Linked DNA regions of Homo sapiens: region 1 is linked to region 2. The links are chromatin loops, found by intact Hi-C in ENCODE. Cell type or tissue: CD14-positive monocyte. All regions are shown on one strand. Links, peaks and the distances in the headings refer to the core of each region. The heading gives the core; the rest is flanking DNA. Region 1 has its middle 8.9 kb from the start of LL22NC03-102D1.18. Region 2 has its middle 42 kb from the start of IGLL5.

Region 1 (2,905 bases), core at 91-2,590, 210 kb after region 2:
ATGCAGTAGGGTTTCATGACATACTGTCAGGAAAGAAGTGTGGGAGGCGTGACTGGGAATGTGTTACAACTGACTGCTCAGCTAGAAGGCATTTCAAGGTCATTCTAAATTAAAATATGGCTTTGGGATTAAGGCATCAGGTAGTTATTGCTCCTGAACTACATTCTGAAGGAGGCACATCTTTGCATGAAGCCGTTCTTTGCACTCAAAGGCATTTTTTGGTGGGGAATTGCTGTGTGAAGCTGGGATGCCAAGGGATGCCACAGTGCTCACTAGAAAAGACTTTCCTGTTCAGAACATCAGGATGCATGGAGCTGGGGCTTGAGGGTCTCAGTTAAACATGGGGAGTTCAGACCAATAATCCAGGGCATTTGGGCCACAAAGTACAGGCATTGTGTTAGATCCAGTCACCACACAAGAGGAACTCCAGGGATCATGACCACTCAACAGCTGCCCATCTCCTTCTTGTGGTCCTTCCATTCAGGTCATCTTGAGGCAAGGCACACTCAGTCTAAACAACAGCAGAACAGCCTGGTCCTTCAAGCCTCACATCATCCTGACCCACCTTCTGCAGAGCCTACCTGGAGGAATGGAGGGAAAGGCAGCCTGGAGGTCTCAGATGCAGGTGAACTGGGCCAGCCCTGTTTATGGCTTTGTTCACAGTCCTGCTGGGGCTGGAGAGAGAGGATGACACAGATAGTGAAGGGGTTTCTGTCTCACTTCCCCATCTGTCTGTGTCAATGTGAGATGGTTACCACTGCTGTCCCGGGAGTTACAGTAATAGTCAGCCTCATCTTCCGCCTGAGCCCCAGTGATGGTCAAGGAAGCTGTGTTTCCTGAGCTGGAGCCAGAGAATCGGTCTGGGATCCCTGAGGGCCGGTTGTTTTTACCATAGATGACAAGTACAGGGGCCTGTCCTGGCTTCTGCTGGTACCAGCTTGCATAATAGCTTCTGAGGCTGTCTCCTTGGCATGTGATCCTGACTGTCTGTCCCAAGGCCACAGACACAGCAGGGTCCTGAGTCAGCTCAGAAGAAACCACAGAACCTGCAAAAGAGGACAGAAGAGGTGAGGATAAGGGTTTCACGCCTAGAGTCCCACACCCTACACTACTCCCTGTGTTGAGCCGAAGCTCAGGGCCAGGTTGGCACAGCTAGCATGATAATATGGGGTTGAGCCCTGGGAGGCAGCACCTATGCAAAGAGTGAGGAGAGTGAGCCAGAGAGGGGTCCAGGCCATGGTGGAGACACCCCAGAACTCTGCTTCTGAGCCCACAGCTAAGGAGGAACCTCCAGGCCTCTCTTATCATAGGAAGGGAAGTCTCTTCATGCAAATCTACTTCCTTTATTCTTGTGTCGTCGTTAGGTGGCTCTGGTGAGCAGTGGATGCAAATCTGTTCTCCATTCCCTAAAACATTTGTCCTGGTTCTTGTCTGAGCCCTGAGCCTGATGGCCTTCTCTGAGTAATTTCTCAAGATCAGAAGAAGGGCCAAGTGCATTTTCAGATTTACCCACTAGAAGGGGCCTCATAGGAAGCAACAGTCAGGCTCTTCGCCCTTGAGCATTACTAGGGGCTTGGACTCATTAGGGGCCTCAGACTAAACCTCACAGTGCCCCCTGGTGCACACAGCATGAATGCCATTTTCTGCACATCACTAGATCACTCAGAAGGGCTACTTATGAGTCCATAATACATGCCAGATGCATTAGCGAGAGTTTTACAAGTGTTACCTCAAGAAGACTTTTGTAATATAGAATAGGATGATGGGGAGCCTTGTGCTTCAAGCCCATCTTTATTAGTGAGTGAATATTAGGAGGTTAAATGTTTTTCCCAAGTCCTCCAGACAATAGGGAGTGGAGTCAAGATTCCACCCAGGAGATGCACCTCAGAGCCCGACCTTCCAGCCCCTTCCTGCACCGCCTCCTGCACCCTGCTCCATCTCCTCCTTCTCCCTCATCCAAGGTCTTTGGGGTCCCTCTTGTTTTTGCTAGAGCTCCCACAAGAAGATAGGAAAGAATTAGTGACCGAAATGGCAGAAACATATTTTCTCACAGTTCTGAAGCTGGAAAACCCAAGATAAAGGTGGTAGTGGGTTTGGTTTCCCCTGAGGACTCTCTCCTTGGCTTGCAGGTTGCTACCTCCTTGCTGAATCCTCACCTGGTCTTTTCTCTGCACGCTCACCTCTGGTGCCTCATTTCTGTGTGTGCAAATTTCTTCTTCCTAGGAGGACATCAGTCCAATTTGAGAAGAATCCACCCTAATTTTTTCATTTTCACTTAGTCACCTCTTTAAAGACCCTATGCACAATTTCAGTCACATATTGTGTGTTACAGCTTCAATGCATACATTTTGGGGGACTTAATTCAGCCAATAACCCCCCACCCTCTGGACTCCAAAAAACTCATGTCTTTCTCACTTGTAAAAACATTCAACTCATTCCAACAGCGCAAGTCCTAAACTAACTCAGCACCTACTCTAAGACCCAACTCTCATTTAGATATCACCCAAATCAAGTGTGGGTGATTATCCAGGATGATTCATCCTGAGGGTTTAAAGGAAAACAATTTGGGGGGTTTCCTCTCCAGTCTCCTGTTATCATCCAGGTTCCAGAAAAGTAAACTCCTACTTCAATAAGATTGAAATAAAAAAGTGAGTCAACATCAGCAACATTTTTGAGTCAGATGTGAAAAATTCACATCTGTGCACTTTTAAAATAATTTAGAGTATAGAATAATTTAAATGCCATAAAATTGAATTTTGTGATCAGTAGCCATGGGCTATCTCTGACAGCATTTGGAAAAGAGCTATAGTTGATACAGAAAATATAACCCAAAAAACAAGAGTTGTTTTTAGAGCAGAATATTTCCAAGTTAACTAAGATAAATCGTACACAGAAATAATATAAT
Region 2 (2,905 bases), core at 284-2,783:
CTGAGTGGGAGGCTCCCCTTTGGCCTGAAACTGTGAAGATGAGGCCCCTTTCTCCTCTATCATTTCCATAGTCAGAAAGTCCCAACATGTCCCTGCACAGGCTGGGAACTGGGTGGGCAGGGAGGGCCCATCCTAGTGACACCTGTGAGGGGTCCAGGCTTTGGTGCCTGGCACGGCAACTGGCACATTGGATGCTCAGTGAACATCAGACCTGATGTGAGAAGCAGGAGGGACCCGTGGCCAGATCAAGGGTGTTGGTGTTGCTATAGGAAGAGAGAGTCACCATGAAGGATGGCCTGTATGGAAAGAGGCACACTGCGGGTGCCCTGGTGGGTCGTCCTGGCTGTGGGCTACTCTTTCCTGGAGCTGACACGGGGGCTCTGTGTTGCCAGCCACAGAAGTCACCCAGCCCCTCCCTGGCTCCTGTCCCAAAGCCAGGAGGCATTCTCCCTGCTGCCTGTGGTCTCCCCAGGAACTAGGGCTGCCCAGAGGAGCTGTCCCTTGCCGGTCTCTGGACGTGGTGTGCTGTTGCTGAGTGGGAGATGGTATTAGGGCCACCCCTGGTTGTGTTGTGAGCTGGGCCTGAGTGAGCTCATTTCTAGGGGCTCCAGGCAGGGGACCAGGAATGTCATGGTGACTGCCTGGATGTGGCCCCTAGTGAGGCTCTCCTGGCCCCTGGCCCCCATTGTAATGTCCAGCACTGCTTACCATAGTGCTAGGTGGCTGGGCTTGGCTTCCTCCCCCTCATTATTAGCCATTATGAAGAACGTCATTCAGTCATTTAGCAAACAGTTACTCTGAGCTTGGGCAACCAAAATTTGTTGTTTAAACTGGGATGTTCCTGGGAGTGGAAGGGGCACTATTAATAACTTCACGAGTCTCTCTGATAGATGTGGGTGGGGGTCCTGGAGGCAGCCCAGGCCTGGGTCTCTGGGCAGAGCCCACCATTACTGCTACAATGGGCCAGGCACGGCCAGGCCTGGGTCCCGAGCTGAGGCTGGGTACACATAGGCACCTGGGAAACTGCAGCTGATTGGTGGCCAGTGGTCTGGGGACCTGGATGGGGCTAAGGGTCACCAGGGGCTGGACACTGCTCTAGCATCCACCTCAGCTTCCAGAGTCAGTGGCACAAACTGGGAATGTCCTGGAAAATGCAGGATGCAGGTCATCCCCCTCCCCTCAGACCTTGCCCAGCCCACGTGTTTCCTGGGGAGACCACCCTTGTGAAATTACTGGCCAAACAGGGTCAGGTTTGATGTGGTCCCAAGTGACCAAGTGACAAAGACTGACCCTGATCCTGACCCTACTGCCCCTGCTGATGTCACTGTGTTGACATTTCCGTGGCCCATCTGCAATCCTCAAGATGACCATGTAGGAGAGCAGTTTCCCCAGATCACCCCAGAAAGAGGGAGTCCTCACGCTTGGGTTGTTACAAGAGGTACGGGTGCCTTTTGAGGTGTTTGCATAACTAAGCATTTTGGGAAAAGACCTAGTCTTCCCGGCCTCCGTTGATGCCAGCTAGGGATGCTTCTGAATCCCCGAGGGAACTGGAGCATCTCACGTGTGGCGCAGGGGATCCTGGGCAGATTTGGGGTCATTTTTCCTTCACGTCTCATTCAGCACAGGGAAGAGGACCAGTGTCAAGTCATGACACACGACTCTTTCAGGGCCGTAGAAGCTGGTCCTTAGGTCAGGGATGGAGCCCAGGGTGTGGGGTCAACATCAAGGACTCGTGTCCTGCAGGCGGGGTGGGTGGGGAATCCAGAACCTGGCCCTGGTGTGACAGAGACTCTGGAGAAGAGGATGACATGTCGGGAGGGAGGAGCAACATCCTCAGCATTGTGCTGTGTCATTAGCAGTGGGCATTGCGAGTGGATGGTGATTATTTCCTCTATGTCCCCAAAATTCGCATGTTCTAGTTGGCTGGAAACTTGATTTTGGACCTTTGTGTTGAGGAATGGGGGCTTGCCTGGGATCTGGTGGCCTCGTTATGGGGCATCTGAGCTGGTTTGCTTGTTCCCAGGTGAGTGTCGATGTCCCCCTTCTTGCCCCTGGATTCAGTGAATATGGGGGTTGAAGGGTAATGGTGCCTTTGTCCAGGCCTGGCTGGGGACACTCTCTTGGTGGCTTTGCAGGCCCCACAGGAGGCTGGGCCTGATGGGAGAGTCACCCACTCAGTTCATAGTAGCTCCCAGTCCTTTCCTCCCGCAGGGCCCTGAGCAGCCACCCCCCTCTCCTCCAGCAGGGCCCCTGCACCCCCTCCCAGGCTATTCTGGGCTCTGGCTTTGCTGTAGAGGAAGCCACAGGGCCCCTCCCTGATCTGACTCAGAACACCTCCCTCAGCCCAGGCTGCAGCTAAGCAGGGCCAGGGCCAGGACGAGTTCCTCTCACCCCATCCCCCACTGTGACACTCTTCCCTATACCTTGAGGGGTTCCCCCAGCACAGACCAACCCTCCTTCGGTGTCATGAGGCCATCACTCGTGAGGGGCTGGCCCCGGTCTGAGCTAGACACAGTGGCATGTGAAGACAGGCGTGGGCTAAGGCCCAACTCGGCTACTCCTGAACTGGGTGGAGCCTGGGCAGCGCTGGTGCATCCATCATGGTTCACGTCCCCTCTGTGAGGTGGGCAATGGCAGCTTTAGGCCTCAGGGTCACTGTGAGGGTCAGTGAGGGACTGTGATGTTCCCACTGTGGCCCAAGGATCACAGCTGGGGCTCTCTCAGATGGTTCTTTCAGTTAAATCTTTTCCTGAGTGTGGGGAGATGCTCCTGCTGCCCCAGACACTCCCTGGGCAGAGTGCCAACCTTGGAGACTTGACAGGGTGGGGGCAGTGGTGTCTCCATGTCGTTCTCCAAGCTTGTGAGCTCCTCTAGGGCAGGTGGTCCTGGGCTGCATACACCAGCC

What was found. Hi-C counts contacts between places; a loop is a spot of excess contacts. Peaks named below come from ENCODE experiments on the same cell type or tissue, not always from the same donor. Only the 100,000 strongest peaks of a DNase experiment are listed, where the experiment ranks them.
Region 1: it touches region 2 in a loop (2.3-fold over the local background); 1 of 110 quality-filtered maps calls a loop at or near these places.

Annotation. Positions count from the first base shown.
Region 1 is chr22:22,718,996-22,721,900 of GRCh38, reverse strand. It overlaps IGL and IGLV3-19. Among named protein-coding and RNA genes, the nearest start is that of LL22NC03-102D1.18, 8.9 kb to the right of the region's middle. In CD14-positive monocyte, for the core only: CTCF peaks have their summits at 1,348 and 1,548; DNase peaks (open chromatin) are centred at 870 and 1,360; H3K4me3 peaks cover 1,071 bases; H3K27ac peaks cover 2,438 bases.
Region 2 is chr22:22,928,367-22,931,271 of GRCh38, reverse strand. No RefSeq gene overlaps it. Among named protein-coding and RNA genes, the nearest start is that of IGLL5, 42 kb to the right of the region's middle. RefSeq lists enhancers at 1,928-1,987, 2,238-2,367, 2,718-2,767. In CD14-positive monocyte, for the core only: a CTCF peak has its summit at 1,801; DNase peaks (open chromatin) are centred at 1,341, 1,811 and 2,401; H3K4me3 peaks cover 1,537 bases; H3K27ac peaks cover 2,500 bases.